Linked DNA regions of Homo sapiens: all the other regions are linked to region 2. The links are chromatin loops, found by intact Hi-C in ENCODE. Cell type or tissue: ascending aorta. All regions are shown on one strand. Region 1 has its middle 7.7 kb from the start of TARBP1. Region 2 overlaps TBCE (tubulin folding cofactor E). Region 3 has its middle 23 kb from the start of SNORA14B. Region 4 overlaps ARID4B (AT-rich interaction domain 4B).

Region 1 (5,000 bases), 930 kb after region 2:
GAATTCCCAGTATTCCAGGAAAAGCTATTAGTACCTCCGTAGCTCCTGCTATTGGTGATGATTTGATTGGCCTGATATGTCCAAGTCTCTGGCTAAATGGAGCAGGTAAAACGTGCTTGGAAGCGCTTTCTCTAGACTTCAATCGCTTATCAGTGGGCTAGCAAAATAAAGACAGCCGGTAATGGATTTCACCTCCTTCTTTATTGCAAATGCAGCTATTAAAGGCCCCTCTGGCGTGCTCACACTGGCGAGAACTCCCTGGGCTTTGACTTCTCCCCGCAGTGATGTGCGGCCTTCTATGGCATCACAATTCATCATTTAACAGGAATCCTTGTGTGACTGAATCTATTGCCATCTCTTTCCTCTGTCAGAAGCAGAAGAGTGAGCGATTCTGACAGTGGCAGAGAGCCTGAGAATTCTGATTTTGCCTCAGAAGCAGGCTGGATGGGCAGGCTTAATCCTGCATTCTCTGCCTGCCAAACCCTTATGGATTTGACTGAAGACTAAAGAAGCCAGACCCAGGACCAGAAGGAGCCTCCATGGATTACCTTACAGATACTGACACGGTGCAGCCCACTTAAGCATAGGCTTTTTTTTGGTTTGTTTGCAGAAAAGCAAAAAAAAAAAAAGGAAATGAAAGTAGCTAGTAGCAGAAATAAGAACTTTTTTTTTCTTTTTAAAATGCTTTTAGATTGTGTTTAAAAGACAAACTGATGGGAAATTTGGTGACTCCAATTGTTCATAGCAGTTTTACTGGAGTCTCAGGCGACACACACAGAAGCAGTCAGTATGATATGAACATGGTCTTGGAGACACCATGAGATTGGGCGGGCCACCCTTTCCTCCCTTTGGTTAGTCCAGTGAACCTCTAAGTAGTCCGTGCTTCTCTTTATGTCCATCAGCCAAAGAGCAAGGCCGACCAAGCCAAGGTGAGACAGTATCTATATATAATGGAATGATTTGCTGAATGTTGAAAGGATGGCTTATCCCAATACTTAACTATTTTCCCTCCTTTCCTTGGCAATTTATTATGCATATCTGCCATGTGAGTGGGGAACGTATGAGTAAGACCAGCAGTTCTCAATCCACTTGTGGAACCTTAAAAAAATGTATAGATGATTGTGCCCTGTACTCAGAGTTTCTAGATGAATTGGTCTGGGGTGAGGCCCAGGCATTCAGTATGAACATGTGTCTCCCAGTGATTAAAGATTTCTGGTGATTCTACTTGTTGGTTTCTGTTTCTTTATAGGTCTAAACGATCAAGTCTGGGCAACAGTGAATGTCAGTTTCAAGGCAGAAATGATGGTGGCAATCCGTTAGGAAGAGGCCCCTAACCCTGGAAAGCGGGAGGTGGTCAAAACTAATGGAGCTAGCAGGACTAAATGATAAGCAACTGGGTGGGAGTCCTGTACCAGAGAGAAATATAGAAAACTCAACAAGGGAAGCTTGAACAAACAGGGACTTATTTTTCTCATATTATAGACTATCAAGAAATAGATATTTGCTAGCATTGGTTGAATGGCTTCAAGGAACCCAGGTTCCCTCTGCGTTTTCTCCCCTGCGACTTTTCTTGTGGTGTTTGTCATCTCGTGCTTGTTCTCTCATGGGTTCAAGTTGGCAGCTATAGGTCCAGAGAGCACTCTGTGATCAGGCAGGAAGGAACAGAGGAGAACTGTGGCAACAATGGTTTCTTTCCTTTTATCAGAAGCAAAAGCTTTCCCAGACACATCCCTAGCAGACTGCTGCTTATGTCTCATTGTCCAAGACTAGGACACAGAGAGCACCCATTGCCCGACTTGTAATGATGGTTGGAGAAGCAGGGAACAGGCTTGTCCTGTTTGCTGCCTAAACATAAGCCATTGGCCAAGGGCCAGTATGTTGCCATCCTGAGAAAAATGAGGGTTTGACAGCGAGGGAGAAGGGAGGATGGTTGTGGGGTTAATAATGAATGGTGTCTGCCACAGATCCTCACTGGGAATTTGAGTTTTCTAGATATCGCACTTAACATAAACGTGTTAATGATTCTGCAGCTGCATTTTTCCACGGAGGTTCTCTGAGGGCTTTCGGGGGAACATCAGAAGGCAAAAATTTCAGACAGAGCCTATCAAGAATCTCCTTCCCTTTCTTAGAGCCTTAGACGTAAACAGCTGAAAGCTATAGCTGAAGTCTTGCTATGTAATTGCTATTTCCTTTCTTTTTATACTTGTTTTCCACTTTGCAACTATGAACATTTAGTTGAAAGGATGGAAAAAGCACACTGCGCTGACAACAGCACCATCTAATGTCCAGAGAAATGTCAGCTTCTGAACAGATGCTAGTTTTTGGTTATGCAACTGCCTGTGCATTCTGGACCATGAACGCATGCAAGATTTGTGCATTTAAGAAGCATCTTTTCAGTGGGGTTGGAGCTCTGTGTACCTCTCTCAGGTCAACATTGTTATCATTCATTACGTAGTCCTATAGCCCTCACAGTGCCATGGCGCCCTTGCCCAGTGCTTCCCTCATGGTATTACAAAAGACTGTTAAGCACCTGCAGTGTGTGCCTTGAAAATCCCAAACAGTGAGTCCATGCAAATGCTCTTTTTCTTTTTTGTAGAGACAGGGTCTCACTCTGTTACCCAGGCTGGAATGCAGTGGTGTAATCACAGCTCACTGCAGCCTCAATCTCCTGGGCTCAAGTGATCCTTTTGCCTCAGGCTCCCAAGTAGCTGGGACTACGGGCACATACCACCACACCCAGCTTTCTTTTTTTGGGGTAGAGACAGGGTCTCCCTATGTTGCCCAGGCTGGCCTCAAATTCCTGGCCTCAAGGGATCTTCCTGCTTCTGCCTCACAGTGCTGGGATTACAGGCAAGAGCCACCATGGCTGGCCCCATGCAAACACTCGTGAAGGAAGGAGACATTTGAAAGAACATTTATCTGGATCAGCTTCCCTGACTTATGCTTTCTATTTCCCTTTTACTCTTGCTCCTTTCTCCATTACCCTTACTAAGAAGGAAGCAGTGTCCATTTCAAGTTGGGAAAGTGAGAAGAGTCAGAATTAAAGTCAGAGATGCAGCAGAGCAATCACATCTATAGGTGCACCATTTCAGATCAGAAGGAAATAAAAAGCCATTTTTAGACACCTTATGGTGAGTTTTAAAATATAAGGTGTAGTCAATAACACCTCTACATTCTAAGTTTGTTGGAACCAGTGTAGTCAGAGCTGTGGGATGCAGAGGTGGAGGAGGGATCTCAGGGCAGAAAATGACTTCTCGGAGGCCCCTGCTGGACGTTCCCATCCAGGATGACAAAAGCACAGGCTTCTTTTTTATTTGATTTGATTTGATTTGATTTTTATTTTTGAGACGGAGTTTTGCTCTTGTTGCCCAGGCTGAAGTGCAATGGCGCGATCTTGGCTCCCTGCAACCTCCGCCTCCTGGGTTCAAGCGAGTCTCCTGTCTCAGCCTCCCGAGTAGCTGGGATTACAGGTGCATGCCACCATGAACGGCTAATTTTTGTATTTTTAGTAGAGACGGGGTTTCATTATATTGGTCAGGCTGATCTCGAACTCCTGACCTCAGGTGATCCGCATGCCTCGGCCTCACAAAGTGCTGGGATTACAGGCATGAGCCACCGTGCCCAGAGCACAGGCCTCTTTTTAAAAACTGTACATATTTGTTGCCCGAGGAAACAGAGGATGCGGCTGACTTTGGGTGTACGGCAGCAGTCCTCAACCTTTTTGGCACCAGGGACCAGGTTTCGTGGAAGACAATTTTTCCATGGAGCCGGGAAGGTGGGGGTGGCTGCTGATTTGATAGGAGGCGGAGCTCAGGTGGTAAGACAATCTAAGGCCGCTGCTGATTTGATAGGAGGCGGAGCTCAGGTGATAATGCCCACTCGCCTGCAGCTCACCTTCTCCTGTGCAGCCTGGTTCCTAACAGGTCACGGAGGGGTAGCGGTTCATGGCCCAGGGGTTAGGGACCCCTGGTGTAAGGGATACGTGAGCTAGACTGAAGTAACTAAACTCTACTACTTTAAAGGGAGGAAAACTCAGACACTCATCCATAGTACACCTGCTTTTGATGTTAAAATAACAGTCACGACCCTAATTCATCTATGGATGAAGCAGGAAAATTGCAAGGAATGAGGAAAGAAAACTATTCTAAATCCTATTCACATATGGCTTCCAATGCAACTATTCATCTCCATGAGGATGCGGAGGGGTAGCTGGCTGTTCACACGCTGGATCGCCTCTGTGTATCAAAGCTGCGTATTGTTTCATGTTGAACCAGGCCACAACGATTTCAGCTTGCAAATGTTCATGTTTCAAGGGTAATTATGTCACTAGAAATTTTCCAGCTGATTAACTTAGAATTCTATCACTATAAAATGCTGAATTTTTATTCATCCAGGTTAAGTACTTATTGAGTAACTAACATGCTTCTGGTAATAATGTTGATATTTAGTATACAAATGAATTAAAACCAAATCCCAATTTTTTTGCGGGGGGGGGGTATTTTTTTTTTTTTTTTTTTTTTGAGATGGAGTCTCACTCTGTCGCCCAGGCTGGAGTGCAGTGGGGTAATCTCAGCTCACTGCAACCTCCGCCTCCAGGTCCAAGGGATTCTCCTGCCTCAGCCTCCAGAGTAGCTGGGACTACAGGCGCATGCCACCATGCCTGGCTAAGTTTTTGTACTTTTAGTAGAGATGGGGTTTCACCATGTTGGGCAGGCTGGTCTCGAACTCTTGACCTCAAATGATCCACCCACCTCAGCTTCCCAAAGTGCTGGGATTACAAGCATGAGCCACCGCGCCCAGCCAAAATCCCAGTTCTTAAGGGGCACATAAGTAGTTGCAGAAACTACACCTCCATCCATTCATACAACCATAATTTACTGAGTACCTACTATGTGCTAGACATCTATGATCTAGAATTTCTACAGGCAGTACACTGGACGTGGCAATTGTATATTTTTCTTTCTGGATGTTTTGGAGGTATTGCAGAAAATACCACAGCC
Region 2 (5,000 bases):
CCTCTCCAAACACAATTCTCCCTCTACTCCCAGAGGTAAACTTTTCTTTTTGCTTTTTAGCCAGAGTCTCGTTGTGTTGCCCAGGCTGGAGTGCAGTGGCACAATCTAGACTCACTGCAACCTCTCCCTCCCAGGTTCAGGTGATTCTCCTGCCTCAGCCTCCCCAGTAGCTGGGATTACAGGCGCTTGCTACCACACCTGGCTAATTTTTGTGTTTTTAGTAGAGACGGGGTTTCACCATGTTGGCCAGACTGGTCTCGAACTCCTGACCTCAAGTGATCCACCCACCTCCGCCTCCCAAAGTGCTGGGATTACAGGCGTGAGCCACCACGCCCGGCCCTCCCCAGGGCCTTATACTACATTTGGTGTTTATTTAATCTTAAGCATTTCTTAATATTTTTACCATATATTTCCATATCCCTAAACAATTACAGCATTTTTTAATATTCTGAAACTTGATATAAATGGTATTCTACTCCGCAGAGCCTTCTGCACCTGACTTTTTCCTCAACAGTCTATTGTTCAGTGGTGAGATTTCACTACGGTGACACATGGAGCTCCAGGACATTCATCTTCACACCTTACAGCGTTTGTTATATGAACAGACCACAAGGAATGTACATACTCTTCTGCTGACATTTAGATTGTTCCCAACCACGCAGAAGTACATGCTATGGAGTGCTTCTCGCACTCACATGTAAAAGCCTCCCTAAGGTACTTCCTAGAGAGCGCACCCAGCTTCAGCATGACCAGATACTTCCGGCAGCCATTTGTTAAGTGTAGAGAATCTTGTGCTTTCTATTCATGAAAAGAATCCGCATACATAATGTCTAAGAACACAGAATCTGGAACCAGACCACCTGGGTTCAAATCCCAATTCCACCATCTCCTTTGGCTTTGGAGAAGTGAATTAGCACCTCTGTGCCTCAGACTTCACATCTCTAAAAGGCCACGGTATATGCACAAGTTCACAGCAGCATTATTCCTGGTAGTCAAGAGGTGGAAGCAACCCAAGTGTCCATCAACAAATGAAAGGATAAACAAAACGTGGCACACATATACAATGCAATATTGTGCGAACTTAAAAAAAAGGAAGGAAATTCTGACATATGCCGCAATGTGGATGAACCTTGAGTGTATTATGCTAGGTGAAATAAGCCAGTCACAGAAGAACAAATACATGGCCGGGGGCAGTGGCTTATGCCTGTAATCCCAGCACTTTGGGAGGCCAAGGTGGGCGGATCACCTGGGGTCAGGAGTTCGAGACCAGCCTGGCCAACATGGTGAAACCCTGTCTCTACTAAAAAAAATAACAAAAATTAGCCTGGCATAGTGGGGGGCACCTGTAATCCCGACTACTCAGGAGGCTGAGACAGGGGAATCGCTTGAACCCGGGAGGGTGGAGGTTGCAGTGAGCCGAGATCACACCATTGCGCTCCAGCCTGGGTAACAAGAGTGAAACTCTGTCTCAAAACAAAAAACAAGAAACAACAACAAAAAAAAGAAAGAAAAACCAGGGTACAAAAGGCAGCAGCAGAATTCAAGGTTAGAGGGTCCCAAACTTTCTCAGGCCACACGGTCCTTAGGGTTTCAGTAATTTTTTTCATGGTACTTAGGCCAAAATAAATACCTCACAGTTCCAATTAAGTACGTAGTTAGGGCCAAACAACTTAATCATTACTTATGTCCTGTCAACTCAGTGTCTGCTGGGCACTGCCCAACTTCCCAAACCCTGGAATCAGACTGGACGCCACCAATTCCATTTCCAGTTCCACACTGATTTAAGAGATACTTGCTTTTTTATAAAACAAATATTTCTATTGATGCATGATAGATGTACATAAATACTTGTGTTTTATCGCGGCAATTGCCCAAAAGCCAGCTTTGTAGGCTTATGACATCATTGAAAAGAACTACAGGAATCTCATGAAACAGGCAACTACTTCAAACTGTAGTTTGCACTGTGTCCGACAGATGTCGCTCCTTCCCCCTAAAATTTAAAATAGCCTTCTTTGCCAGGTCAACTTGGCACTAAGCATGAGGACTCAGATCTCAGTCCAAGCATCACTCCAGAGCCAAAGCCATCTCCAAGAGAAACCATACATAATGGATTTTTTAATTTGTTTTTGATTCCTTTATTGAGTAAGTCTCTTCTTAGTGGTACGATCTCAAAGCTGGTCAGCTGGATTTTATTGATGAGATAAGACAATGGCTTAAAGTAGAGGTTTCAACTCCTAACTGACAGCTATCATTAATTGTAGGATCTCATTTGTTATTCACAACAGCACTTATATCTTAGGTTTTATGTTGTAACTGAGGAAACTGAGGCTTAGAAACAATAAGCAGCTATCTCTAACTTCTGTCAGAGCCAAAAGTGCCTTAGCTGGCGGCTGAACCCAGCCTAACTCCAACACTGGCTGCATTCCACCAAGCTGTCTCATAATTTCTGAATTGACTAATCTCCAGCCAACATATGAGATTACTCCAGAATCTCTAAAATTTTACCTTTTCAATCAAGAAAGACACTAGCTAATGATTAAATGCAATGATACTCAAGTAGTAGGGTCATTTACAGAAAAATTCATGAGTTACATAGCTGTTCATAAACTAGGGGACGAAAATCCATTTGCAATTTGTTAATATTCTCAGAAAGAGATTAACCAATTAAAAAAATGCTTCCTTTGGGTAAGAGATATGTAAATATTTGGGGTTTTTTTTTTTTGGTTTGTGTGTCATTTGAGACAAGGTCTCACTATGTCACCTAGGCTGGAGTGCAGTGGTGCAATCATGTCTCACTGCAGCCTTGACCTTCTGGGTTCAGGTGATCTTCCCACCTCAGCTTCCCAAATAGTTGGGACTATAGGCACGCACCACTACACCCAGCTAATTTTTGCATTTATTTATTTATTTTTTTTGTAGAGACAGGGTTTTGCCATGTTGCCCAGGCTATTTGTATTTTAAATGGGAAAAAATAAAGCAAAGAACTCTAACCCTATGAAGCATGTAGTTCTTTAAATCCAAGTAAATCAGTAGGGTAAACAGTAAAAACTGTTCATGATAGTTACGTCTTTTTTTTCTTTTTTTTTTTTTTTTTTGAGACAGAGTCTCATTCTGTCACCCAGGCTGGAGTGCAGCGGCATGATCTCGGCTCACTGCAACGTCCACCTCCCAGGTTCAAGCGATTCTCTTGCCTCAGCCTCCCAAGCAGCTGGGACTACAGGTGCGTACCACCACACCCAGCTAATTGTTTGTATTTTTAGTAGAGACAGGGTTTCACCATGTTGGCCAGGCTAGTCTCAAATTCCTGGCCTTAAGTGATCCAACTGCCTCGGCCTCCAAAAGTGCTAAGATGACAAGCATAAGCCACCGCACCCAGCCCGTTTACGATACTTATATCTAAGTGGTGGCATTAATCATGATACTTTTTTGTTCAATCTGTAATTTCTAAATTCTCAACAATAAAGGTATCTTGTTTTATAAAGAACAGTCCATTTGTTCCTTTTTCTAAAACTCTTGATTTATTCTGAGTTTTTTTTAATGGGGGCCATGTATGCTAAAGAGTAGATGTACCAAGAAATGTATTTATTTTCCACATTGTCCCCATGTGCACTTTTATTAATAACAACAATAACAAAAGATAGTAAAGAAATTTACTTTGGACAGAACTATAGCTTAATTCTTTTAGAGACTGAAAGAAAATATATTGCAGGCCTCCAAGTGGCCACAAATTTATCCTCACAGTGGCCACCAGGGGTCCTTACCCAGATGCCTCGTCCAAGTCACTCACCACAGTAGGAAGCTGCAAGGCCTGGCCAGTTCTTGTGCAGCCATGACTGGTTTTGTGTAAATACTATCTTTCTCTCTCTTTGATTCAAGCAGTTCACTGGAATGACTAGAAAGCCTCCTTGTACAAAGTCACAATATACAGTTTCAGAGAAAAGAGAATGTTCTTGTGCAGCAGTTTTAAAGGGCATTATTTTAAGGCCGGGTGCTTAATCCCTGTAATCCCCAGTGCTTTGGGAAGCCAAGGATCACTTGAGCCCAAGAGTTCAAGACCAGCCTGGGCAACATAGCAAGATCCTGTCTGTATAAAAATAAAAATACAATACAATACAATACAATAAAATGCATTAGAGCCCATATCCCAAAATTGTGATTGAGCAGATCTGGGATGGGACCAAGGATGCCGCATGTTCCACAGCTCCCCAGGTGATGAAGATGTGCAGCCCGAGGTGAGAACTACTCCCTACTATTAACAGACGGCACCAGCACGCTCCACGGCATAGGGAACAATTCAGACTGCTGTTTCCATTCCCAACTTACCATCATCACCATGAAATAGAAAAGAACCCAAACGTCAGCCTTGGTTACTTAGTCAACACGAGATAATATGATGTGAATAGTAATAATGGGCCAATAAATATTTCAATTGCAAACTGGATAAATCTACCAATCCTGTGCTAACATAAGAATTTTAATTTCCCTAAATAATTCTTGGATTCCTCAGATTTTGATTCCGTTTCTGTGGAACCATAAACCAGTTTAGGAGCAAAGTCATGAGCATCCATATACAGTCATGGGTATTTCAATTCTGAACCTTAATAAAACCATAAAAGTCAGCTCTGCCGTTATAAACTCCACTTACCTTTGCTGTTTCATAATAGAGTCAAAACCGATAGTCTCCACAGGTTTATTTCCAATTGTAACAATTTGCTCTTTTCTATCTTCCTCTGGTCCATCTTCTAACACATAGCGGTTCTTAATTGCAGTAAGAAAGTCTGTTCCAAAATTTACCTTGTTCGGACGAATAAAGGATCCTCCTGTCGGGTGCCTGGTAAAGAAGAGCAAATGAAACACAGAAAATATTACCCACCAAGAAAGGCCATAAATACAATTTTCTGAAGGTCTTCAAAAATTTCTACATGCTAAAAAATCAAAATTAGCATAAAAGAGAATATCACATACTAAAATAATATATAATCAGTATGATTGACCATAAA
Region 3 (5,000 bases), 310 kb after region 2:
ATTTAGCTTTCTGCATATTTCTTGATAGCCTCCTAACCTAACAACAAAATGCCAAAAAAAAGCAAACCTGGCAGCCATTGAAGAGCATTCATAAAGGTTTTTGTTTTGTTTTTTTGAGACAGTCTGCTCTGTCGCCCAGGCTGGAGTGCAGTGGCACAACCTTGGCTCACTGCAGCCTCCTCCTCCCGGGTTCAAGCGATTCTCCTGCTTCAGCCTCCCGAGTAGCTGGGATTACAGGTGTGCACCTCCATGCCTGGTTAATTTTTTGTGTGTTTTTAGTAGAGATGAGGTTTCACCATGTTGGACAGGCTGCTTTCAAACTAAAAAAAAAAAAAAAAAAAATTCTGAGATGGCCTTTTAGAAAAAACCCAAAAACATAATTAAGAGTCATTTTGAACCACCCTTTCATGGAAACTTGCCAAATACAGGGATGACTTAGGTGTCATTATAGTTCAACATTTAAGGGTGCTCTGTGGCCCCGTCTATACCCTGCTTTTCCCAAACCTTTTTAAAAGACAGGATTGTTTTGTTTCTTAGCTTTCCCTTGAGCTAGATGAACTACAGATCAGCAGTCCAGGTAGGCAGCTTATTCAGAACTTTGACGACTTGGAATTTAGTCTACTTTCACAGGTGACAGATTTTTAAAATTCACTTATATTCAGAAAAAGAGGCCAGGCACAGTGGCTCATGCCTTTAATCCCAGCACTTTGGGAGGCTAAAGTGGGCGGATCACCTGACGTCAGGAGTTTGAGACCAGCCTGTCCAACATGGTGAAACCCCGTCTCTACTAATAATACAAAAATTAGCTGGGCGTGGTGGTACATGCCTGTAATCCCAGTTACTTGGGAAGCTGAGGCAGGAGAACTGTTTGAACCTGGGAGTTGGAGGTTGCAGTGAGCCATTGCACTCCAGCCTGGGCGACAAGAGTGAAACTCTCTCCAACAAAACAATACAAAAAAAAAAAAAAAAAAAAAAAGGATGCTGGCTAAAATAACCATGTCTTTACCAAATGTTGGATGGCAGAAGACAAGACTTTCCAAATCTTTAGCTACTCAGATACTGTTAGACATTCTTAGCTCAATTTAAACACTGTCACTAAATAAAAAAATTTAGGAGTGACTAGTGTGAATAATAGCTATTGTGGCTTGAATTCTGACTCATTTGCTGACTGACTTTGGGTAATTAATTACTTGGTTATTTGATTACTTAGAGCTTTTTTATTTGGAGAGGGAGTTTTGCCCTGTCGCCCAGTCTGGAGTGCAGTGGTGCGATCTTGGCTCACTGCAACATCAGCCTCCCAGCTTCAAGCAATTCTCCTGTCTCAGCCTCCCGAGTGGCTGCGACTACAGGCATGTGCCACCATGTACAAATACATTTTTGTATTTTTAGTAGAGACAGGGTTTCACCATGTTGGTGAGGCTGGCTTTGAACTCACAACCTCAAGTGATCGGCCCTTCTTGGCCTCCCAAAGTGCTGGGATTACAGGCTTGAGCCACTGCGCCTGGCTTTTTTTTTTTTTTTTTTTTTTTTAACTGTTTTTCACTGCTGTATCCTCAGTACACAGAATGGTTTGTAACACGAGACAGACACCTCAGTAAAAGCCAGATGAGGGCTAGTATTAGTAAAACCTGTCAGACTGTTGCATTTGAAAAACGAAACAAAAACGTTGGTTCCAGGGCACTAACCACCATGAAATACAGTAAGTGTACATCTCGGTTATAGTTTACTCCCTACCCACAGCCTTCCTCTCCCACAGCGGAGAAACAATAGTGAATTAGTTTCTTTCTCAGAGAGACTTGAGGTATGTGATGAAAGACAAGTCCAAGAAACAGTGAAGCCAGCTTTGCAGACATCAGCCCTAGAACCAATGGTATTATTTCCCAGTGCAAATGATAATTACTCCGACCTACTCATCAAGACAAGAAAAAGCATCTCTGATCAATTTTCAAAAGAGGCTGGGTTGGTGTAATTATAGTTAATAATACCCATCTACGGAGCTGTTGCCCCTGACACACACACCCTTGAGTTGTCAGCCTCAGACTTCCATTTCTAGCACCTGTAAGCTGGTCAAGTTGTGTGCACTGTAATGTGTCACCATGAAACGAAAGAGAAGTACCAGGTGAGCTCTCTCTCTCTCTGTGTATATACGTGTGTGTGTGTGTGTGTGTGTGTGTGTGTGTGTGTGTGTGTGTGTGTACGCCTTGCCTGAAAATGATTTAAAGCTACTAACCGGGCCCCATGGAAATTCAGTCTCATTGCATAGGGCTCCAGGCAACTGAGTTACTGGACACTACACCAGGTCTTGGGTTTTTTGAGATAAAAAATCAGCAAAGTATGTGTAAAGTAACATTTCTTACAAAAATAGATTTCTCTCTTCTCTCAACATGGCATCAGTTTTTTCAATATATTGGCAAAGTGGATCCATCCACGGTTCTGGGTCCTGGCTGTGCGTCCGATCGCCTTTGTCAGCTGGGGGAAGACTCAGGGTGACTTGAGCCAGGAGGACCGCGGAGTGGACAGCCGGTACCGCGCGCTCCCCTTTCCCTTGTTCTAAACTGGGCTGGAGAAGTTCATAGGATTTGCTCCGTCTGTACCGCGTGCGCTGTGAGCGTTTTCATCAGGGCAGCAGCAGACGCGAAGGAGCGCGCTGGCGCCCTCTGGCGGCGATCCTAGGGTGCGTCCGCGCCGTGCCTACCCCCCGGCCTCCGGGAGCCTCGAGCCCCAGCGCGACTGTGATTCTGCCAATTACAGCGATCATCATAGCGAAATGAAAATGCTCCGATTATTTGTTTATAAATAAAACCGTTCCTCCTGGAAAATGTGCCAGGATGACATTTTGTGAAGTCCTGTTTCCAGTCTTCGTGAATTAAAATTCTAGATGGGAAACTACCAGACAGGAGAAGATAATTGAAAAGGATAGTTGAAAGGACTTCTGACTTGTCCAAGAAGAGACGCAATTCCAGGTTAATCTTCAGAGTGAGTCAAAGCAACGTAAGTATGATCTTTTTCTACGAAAGGCAAAGAATAAAATGTGGCAGAGGGTTTCTACAACTCCTTACCTTCCCAGTTCTGTAGAATCACCCTACAAAAATAGAGGGGCAGCTGTGGGGTGGCGGAACGAACACGGTTTTTAGAAGCAGGGGCTTGGGTTTGAGTTCTAAATGTGCAGCGTACTGGGGCACTTAACTTCTCTGAGGCTTAGGTGCCTCATTTCCAAAGGGCATGAGAATATCTTCTTTTTTTTTTTTTTTCCTTTTTTTGAGACGGAATCTCGCTCTGTCGCCCAGGCTGGAGTGCAGTGGCGCGATCTCGGCTCACTGCAGCCTCCGCCTCCTGGGTTCCAGGGATTCTTGTGTCTCAGCCTCCCAAGTAGTTGGGACTACAGGCACGAGCCACCACGCCCAGCTAATTTTTGTATTTCTAGTAGAGACTGGGTTTCACCTGGGGTGGGGGGAGGGGGGAGGGATAGCATAGGAGATATACCTAATGTAAATGACGAGTTAATGGGTGCAGCACACCAACACGGCACATGTATACATATGTAACAAACCTGCACGTTGTGCACATGTACCCTAGAACTTAAAGTATAATTAAAAAAAAAAAAAAGGCACACCTGAAATGCCAGCTGCTCCTCTGAGACAGGCGGCTCCCTCAGCCAGCTCAGCTGTTCTAGCAAAAAGGCGTTTGATTCTGGGCCAAGCCCAGAATAGGGATTGTCTCCTCATACTATGCCTCTGGCTTCCTGGAGTACAGATTTATGGCTTCTGAATGTGGGAGGAGAAAAAAAAATCCTTAAATCTAAGTCAAAAGCCTGCTAGAACTACTCTCTACAGCTAAACAGAAATGAGCTACAAACTCCTGTCGTGCGGCTTAAATGGAGAAACTTGTGAAGGGATCTGGTTTTGGGTTACTGACATGCTTGAAGGTGCTCATGAGTGGTGGTTTTCCTGTCTTCAAAGTAAATTTTAGGAACAATAAGTTCACTTTGATCATTATCTCTAGGTTATGGGGTTATGGATGGATTTTTTTTTTTTTTTTTTTTGAGATGGAGTCTCACCCTGTCGCCCAGGCTGGAGTGCAGTGGCGTGATCTCAGCTCACTGCAACCTCTGCCTCCCAGGTTCAAGTGATTCTCCTGCCTCAGCCTCCCCAGTAGCTGGGACTACAGGTGCCTGCCACCACGCCTGGCTAATTTTTGTATTTAGTAGAGACGAGGTTTCACCATATTGGCCAGGCTGGTCTCAAACTCCTGACCTCAGGTGATCCGCCCATCTCAGCCTACCAAAGTGCTGGGATTACAGGCATGAGCCACAGCGCCCAGCCAATTTTTGTATTTTTAGGAGAGACGGGGTTTCACCATATTGCCCAGGCTGGTCTCGAATTCCTGACCTTGTGATCTGCCTGCCTTGGCCTCCCAAAGTGCTGGGATTACAGGCATGAACCACTGAGCCCGGCCGGATTTTTCTTACTTATACTTTCCTGTATTTTTTACATATTTGGCCATAACCACGTACCCTTCATAGAGTAAGAGAAAGCAAAGTAAGGTGTTTTGTCCATGCTTATAGACCCAGGCAAACTGAAGCAGAAGGGGACTTTGTTGTTTGACAGCAGGGTGGGCTTCAGGTACAGCTGGATCTGGTTTCTTTCTCTCTCTTCATCCTTCAGGTCTCACCTCTTGATTGGGCTGTAGTTTTGGGCAGATGCTTCCCTCCTGGTCCCAATACAGCTGTGGTAGCTTCAGACTCATGTCCTTCCAATTTCAAGTCTAGTGGCAACAATTTCTATCCTGTGATTCCTGACAAACTGTTCTTTGCGTCTCTTTGGCTCCAGTTGGCTCATAGATCTGCCTAAAATTGAAGCACTGTGGCAAGGCAGCTGGCAGAACTGCTTGACTCACACCCATCTCACATGCGTCACTCCTGAGATGGAGTTGGAACCCTCTGTCCCAAGCACACGGGCTAAGAGTAGGAGAAGGATAGTTTCCTGGAGGGAATTTGGTGT
Region 4 (5,000 bases), 160 kb after region 2:
TTTCCCCAATCTTACCTATTTTTAAGTTTATAGTTCAGTAATGTTAAGGATATTCATGTTGTTTTATAATAGAAATGTCTTTTAACTGTGTATATATATATATAGAGAGAGAGAGAGAGAGATATATATCTATCTATCTATCTATCTATCTATCTATCTATCTATCTATCTAGCTCCCAGCAGGAAACAAAGTAGTAGTGTATTTTATAATAGTTGATGTGCTAGTTTATTTTTTCTTACTGATGAGGTTTCCAGTTTTCTTACTATTACAATAAATGCTGGATTGAATGTCTTTTTTACCTAATTAGGTACTTAATTAGGATACCTACTGTATCCTAGTATTTCTTTAGTGTACATACTGAGAAATAGAGGTTGAAGAAAAATATACTCCAAAAACTTTAGTAGTTAATGAAAACTGCCTTCCTAAAAGACACTGTCTGTTTTCTCAATCCTTGTCAGATTTTATGTCATTTAAAAAAATTTTTTGCTAATTTGGACATAAAGTAGTATCTCAGTTTTGTTTCAGTATGCCCTTCCCATGATTACTAGTGAGATTGAACATCTTTTCATATGTTTATTGAAAGGAACATAATTTCATTTGTGTTTTCTCCGTTTTGAGTTGCTGGCTCTTTTATTCTTTCCCTTTTTCTCTTGAGATGATTTATCTTTTTCTTATTAGTTTTGGTATATGTGTTCTTTATATATTTTGGATATTAACTGTTTACTACTTCAGTTATAAATATATTTCTCCTGTTGCTTTATTCTTGTCTCTGCTTTTAATTTTCATGTAGTCAGTTTTTGTATGGTCACCTTTTATTTTGTAATTTTAGTTTTGAATCTTAAAGCCTTCCATCAGTGTTATAAATCTATTTTCTAATGTATTCTTCAAATTTTTTATACTTTTTAAATTTATTTTTATTTTTGTTTTACAAACAGATTTTTATTTCACCTACAGTAGTATGTATTTTTTCCAACATTCTAAAATAATGATTAAAAAGTATTTGTCCTAGATTGGTAGCCATTTATTCCAGTATTATTTATTAAAGGTAACAATTCTTACCATTTAATGACCTCAGAGATGAAAGTAAACACCTAGTAAAATGTCTTTCGTGATTTCAGAGTTTGATAGAACTTTCAGATAGAATAGGTGAGTTTTGTTTATACTTCTTTGGTGTGAGAATAAAACCTGGTGAAAATAGAGGGAAAATTATTTGATTTTGAGACATAAGGAAATATTTGACTTTATGTAAGTGAGAAGACTGTGAGCAATTCTATGTAGGAAGTCTAGATGGTGATTGGTTGTAATAGTCTACTAAATGTGACACTTATGTTGTATATTTTAGTTACATCATTTAAAGATGTACTGAAAATTATTTATCCAGTTTCACATAATGTAACTTGTTATGTAACGTATAAGAATCTAATTTTAGTTCAGCCAGTAAGGAAAGGGTATTGGCTTTCTTTTAACCATTAATCATTTCTCAATAAACGTGAGATCCTGTTGAGCATCAGAAAAAGAAAAGGAAAGAAGAGTATCTAATTTTAGTAGGTAGGCAGAAAATGTAATTTCTAAAATAGAGATCTGGTAACATTATTTAAAACAGAGTTACTGTCTTCCCATGATTTCTAAGGAATGTAGCATATCCCTAAATTATTTATGTATATCACAGATTTATGCATATAATACAAATAGTCATACATTCCATATCTGTTAACTTATGGTGGTTTTGCTGGGGTGCTTTAAGTACTTTATTTTTATTAAAATTTTTCCCCTACTTTATTGAGATATAATTGACAAAATCATATAAATGTATATGTAACATGATGATTTGATAGGCAAATATATTGTGAAGTAATTACTGCAGCCAAGTTGCTTAACACTTCCATCACCTTTTAATAGACATTTTAGTATTTTAAGTCGCTAGTTTTCAACTGGGATGAATTTACCCCCAGGGAACATTTGGCAATGCCTGGAGCTGGAGACATTTTAGGTTGTCACAGCTGGGAAGGGGGTGCTACTGACATCTAGTGGGTAGAGGCCAGGAGTGCTGCTAAATATCCTGCAGTGCACAGGACAAGCCTGCCACAACAGAGAATTTTCTGGTGCAGTATGTCACTAGTGACAGTGCTAAGGGTGAGAAACCCTACTTTAAATAATGAAAATACAGTTATTTTTTTAAAGGGGCAGTCTGATTGCATATACTTGTAATCTTTCTTAGGTAAATCTGTCAATATCTGTCAGTAGGAAAACTTGTCATTTCTTTACCATTTTGAGAAGAGTTAATTAGCATTTAAATGTTTTCCTCTTGAAATACCAACTTCTTATTTTTATTTGGTATATCCTGTTTTATACAAGATGTTTTCATTTCATATATGTTGTTTCTTTTTCACTAGAAATTGGAAAAGTTACTTTAATAACTCTATATTTGAAGTTACTCACTAGAAAACATAAAATGTGAATTGAATTCCAAATGTAGTCTTAAATAGTAGATCTGTTTGCACTCAGAAAATTGTAATACATGTCATCTCTTTGATCTTTGAAAAAATCCTTCAGTAGCTTCCATTTTTACCCCCTCTCATAGTTTTTGATGACGGAGATGAGAAGACACTGAGACGATCTTCACTGTGCCTGAAAGGAGAGAGGCATTTTGCTGAAAGTGAAGTAAGTCATCATTTAACAAATGAACATGTCTTAATATTTTTTATTGGGAGGAATAAATTTTTGCTTTCTCAACTCAGTAAACCTACTTCCTAATCAGGAAAGTTCATTAATACACAATACCCTTATGATGTAATCTGTGAAGCCTGTTTAAGGCCCTGTGTTTGAGCACCAGGTTCTGTCTTCTTTTTTGTCTATGTAAAGTGTTTCAGTATTTGTCCACAGAGAAAATACAATGGGCTTTAATTATTATCTTTAGGCAGTTTTTAAACAGACTTAAAATTTGTAAATAACTAGAAAACAGATTTCTGATTTGTAATCTACTTGATCCTTGTCGTAGTTAAAGGATGTGTAGATACAACAGTCTTTAACTACTGCTACTGCTATTAGCTGATATTATTATGCCCTTTCCTCTTGCCTGACTGCCCTTCCTAAAATTGTCCCTTCCATTCCTTATCATCCTTTCAGATTGATTTAGGTCTTATTCCCTAACATCAAAATATGAGTACATAATTATTTATTGTCTGCCTTCCTCACTAGAATGTGTCACACGGTCAGAGACTTTGTATATCTTCTTCATGGCTTTGTTCCTAGTTGCTGTAACAGTGCCTGATGCAGAGTATGAACTTCATAAGTGTTAGTTGGATGAATAGATGAGGTGCTTATAATTGCCAGGGATTTTGCTAAGTGCTTTACATACATTATTGTATTTGCAACATTATGAGGTAGTTACTATTATTATCCCCAACTTTCAGATTAGGAAATGGATAGCTAGAGCTGGTTTTCTAACCAGCACTTTCTAGCACCAAAGCCATATCCTTAAATTGAAAGATGTTACTAAGAGCAGAGGGTTCACAAAGTTTTGTAACTAACTCGCTTGCAATTCAGAATTTAAAAGGTAGATGTTGCTCTAAATGGTGTTACGTTCTCTAATCCAGTCTACAGATATTCATTGATACACAGTGTGGCCGAGCTATTTCTTTTCTCTACTCACTATTTGGAATAGTGTTTCTTTGGGGATATTTTAATATTACTAATTAATATTACTTATTTGTTATTATTTATTACTTTAATATTACTTTAATATTACTTATTTAGTAGTGTTATTACTTAAACACTATTTGGAATAGTGTTTCTTTGGGGATATTTTAATATTACTTATTAACCTATTAGACTTTATGTTTTTGTTTTGAAAAATTTTTGCTTCTCTTAATGATTGAATTCCCACTTAAATTTAGAATTTGGACAGGTTCTCTGTATTATAATTCCAGCCTATCCCTTTAGTCTCATATTCAACCACTTCCCTGTACTTCTGCCTTATTAGACTGCTTGGTATTTTCAGACTATGGTCCATACTTTCCTTTATTGACTCCTTTCCTCTTGTTGGAATCTCACTTATGTTGAAGGCCATTATAAATGCTTCCTCCTCTATGTCTTTCGTGAGCTCTCTACCCAAATTGGTCGTTTTGCACTTCTCTTGCTTATTCTTGTTTTAGGACCTTTTTTTTTTTTTAACTTTTCTCATTTTTGCTGTAAGATTTTAAGCTGTTTTAGGGGAATATCCTTTCTTTCCTCACTTGATAGGCCCCCCTTTTCCTAGCAATTTCTACACAAAAGCCTTCAATAAATATGTGTGGAATAAACTGAAGGTTTACATACAATAAATACAGACAGCTTTGGGGCAAGTATAGTGATAAAGTACAGAATTCTCCCTGAGTTCGTGGAATTATTTTAATTTCATTTCCGTACAGTCAGTGAGTATGAGGACTTGAAGACATGGTTTTTCTCCTGTTAAGTGAAGGTCTGCATTTTATTTTTTTAGTCTAGAGAAATAGCCAAAATATTATTTTTTTTAACCAGGAGAATTTTCAGTTGGAATGGTTCATAAGACAGTTGTAAGTTAAATGCTGAAGGTAATATGAACAAGTGGCTATGTATCCTTCATATCTTCAAGGAGGTTCAGTTTTAGTGTGTCTGTGCAGGTGTGTACTTCTAATTTATGTTTTGCTAGAAGGAAATTAGAATACTGGTGTGTGATTCTTCAATTCCCTTCCCATGTGCCCGGAGCTGTGTAGTGCTAGGTACCGGGACAAAGGTTAAGCCAACCCATGTAAACATGGAACTTATCTTTGGGTACTTACTCCCTGTTGGAGGAGAAAAAGCATTAATCAAACCAAGCCATGTAAACATGGAACTTATCCTTGGATACTTACTCTCCGTTGGAGGAGAAAAAGCATTAATCAAACAATCAAACATATTTTAAAATTTGAGTATATTAAGCCCTGTGAAGATGTGGTCCAGAGTGCACCCAATAGGGGAATTTAATCTACCATCTGTATGT

What was found. Peaks named below come from ENCODE experiments on the same cell type or tissue, not always from the same donor. Only the 100,000 strongest peaks of a DNase experiment are listed, where the experiment ranks them.
Region 1: it touches region 2 in a loop (4-fold over the local background); 41 of 110 quality-filtered maps call a loop at or near these places.
Region 3: it touches region 2 in a loop (5-fold over the local background); 73 of 110 quality-filtered maps call a loop at or near these places.
Region 4: a loop joins it to region 2, with 8 times the contacts of the local background. A loop is called at or near these places in 100 of 110 quality-filtered maps.

Annotation. Positions count from the first base shown.
Region 1 is chr1:234,484,419-234,489,418 of GRCh38, reverse strand. No RefSeq gene overlaps it. Among named protein-coding and RNA genes, the nearest start is that of TARBP1, 7.7 kb to the right of the region's middle. RefSeq lists an enhancer at 797-856 and a silencer at 2,280-2,369. In ascending aorta, a CTCF peak has its summit at 2,283; a DNase peak (open chromatin) is centred at 2,296; H3K4me3 peaks cover 541 bases.
Region 2 is chr1:235,414,264-235,419,263 of GRCh38, reverse strand. It overlaps TBCE (tubulin folding cofactor E), which reads right to left. Exons shown (of 17, transcript NM_003193.5): 4 at 4,646-4,831. Among named protein-coding and RNA genes, the nearest start is that of TBCE, 49 kb to the right of the region's middle. In ascending aorta, CTCF peaks have their summits at 1,971 and 3,763 (motif pointing right); DNase peaks (open chromatin) are centred at 1,973 and 3,763; H3K27ac peaks cover 309 bases.
Region 3 is chr1:235,102,021-235,107,020 of GRCh38, reverse strand. No RefSeq gene overlaps it. Among named protein-coding and RNA genes, the nearest start is that of SNORA14B, 23 kb to the left of the region's middle. RefSeq lists an enhancer at 1,812-1,951 and a silencer at 2,572-2,741. In ascending aorta, a CTCF peak has its summit at 2,673 (motif pointing left); a DNase peak (open chromatin) is centred at 2,620; H3K4me3 peaks cover 584 bases.
Region 4 is chr1:235,250,392-235,255,391 of GRCh38, reverse strand. It overlaps ARID4B (AT-rich interaction domain 4B), which reads left to right. Exons shown (of 24, transcript NM_016374.6): 6 at 2,583-2,662. Among named protein-coding and RNA genes, the nearest start is that of MIR4753, 63 kb to the right of the region's middle. RefSeq lists an enhancer at 1,824-2,118. In ascending aorta, a CTCF peak has its summit at 2,031 (motif pointing left); a DNase peak (open chromatin) is centred at 2,021.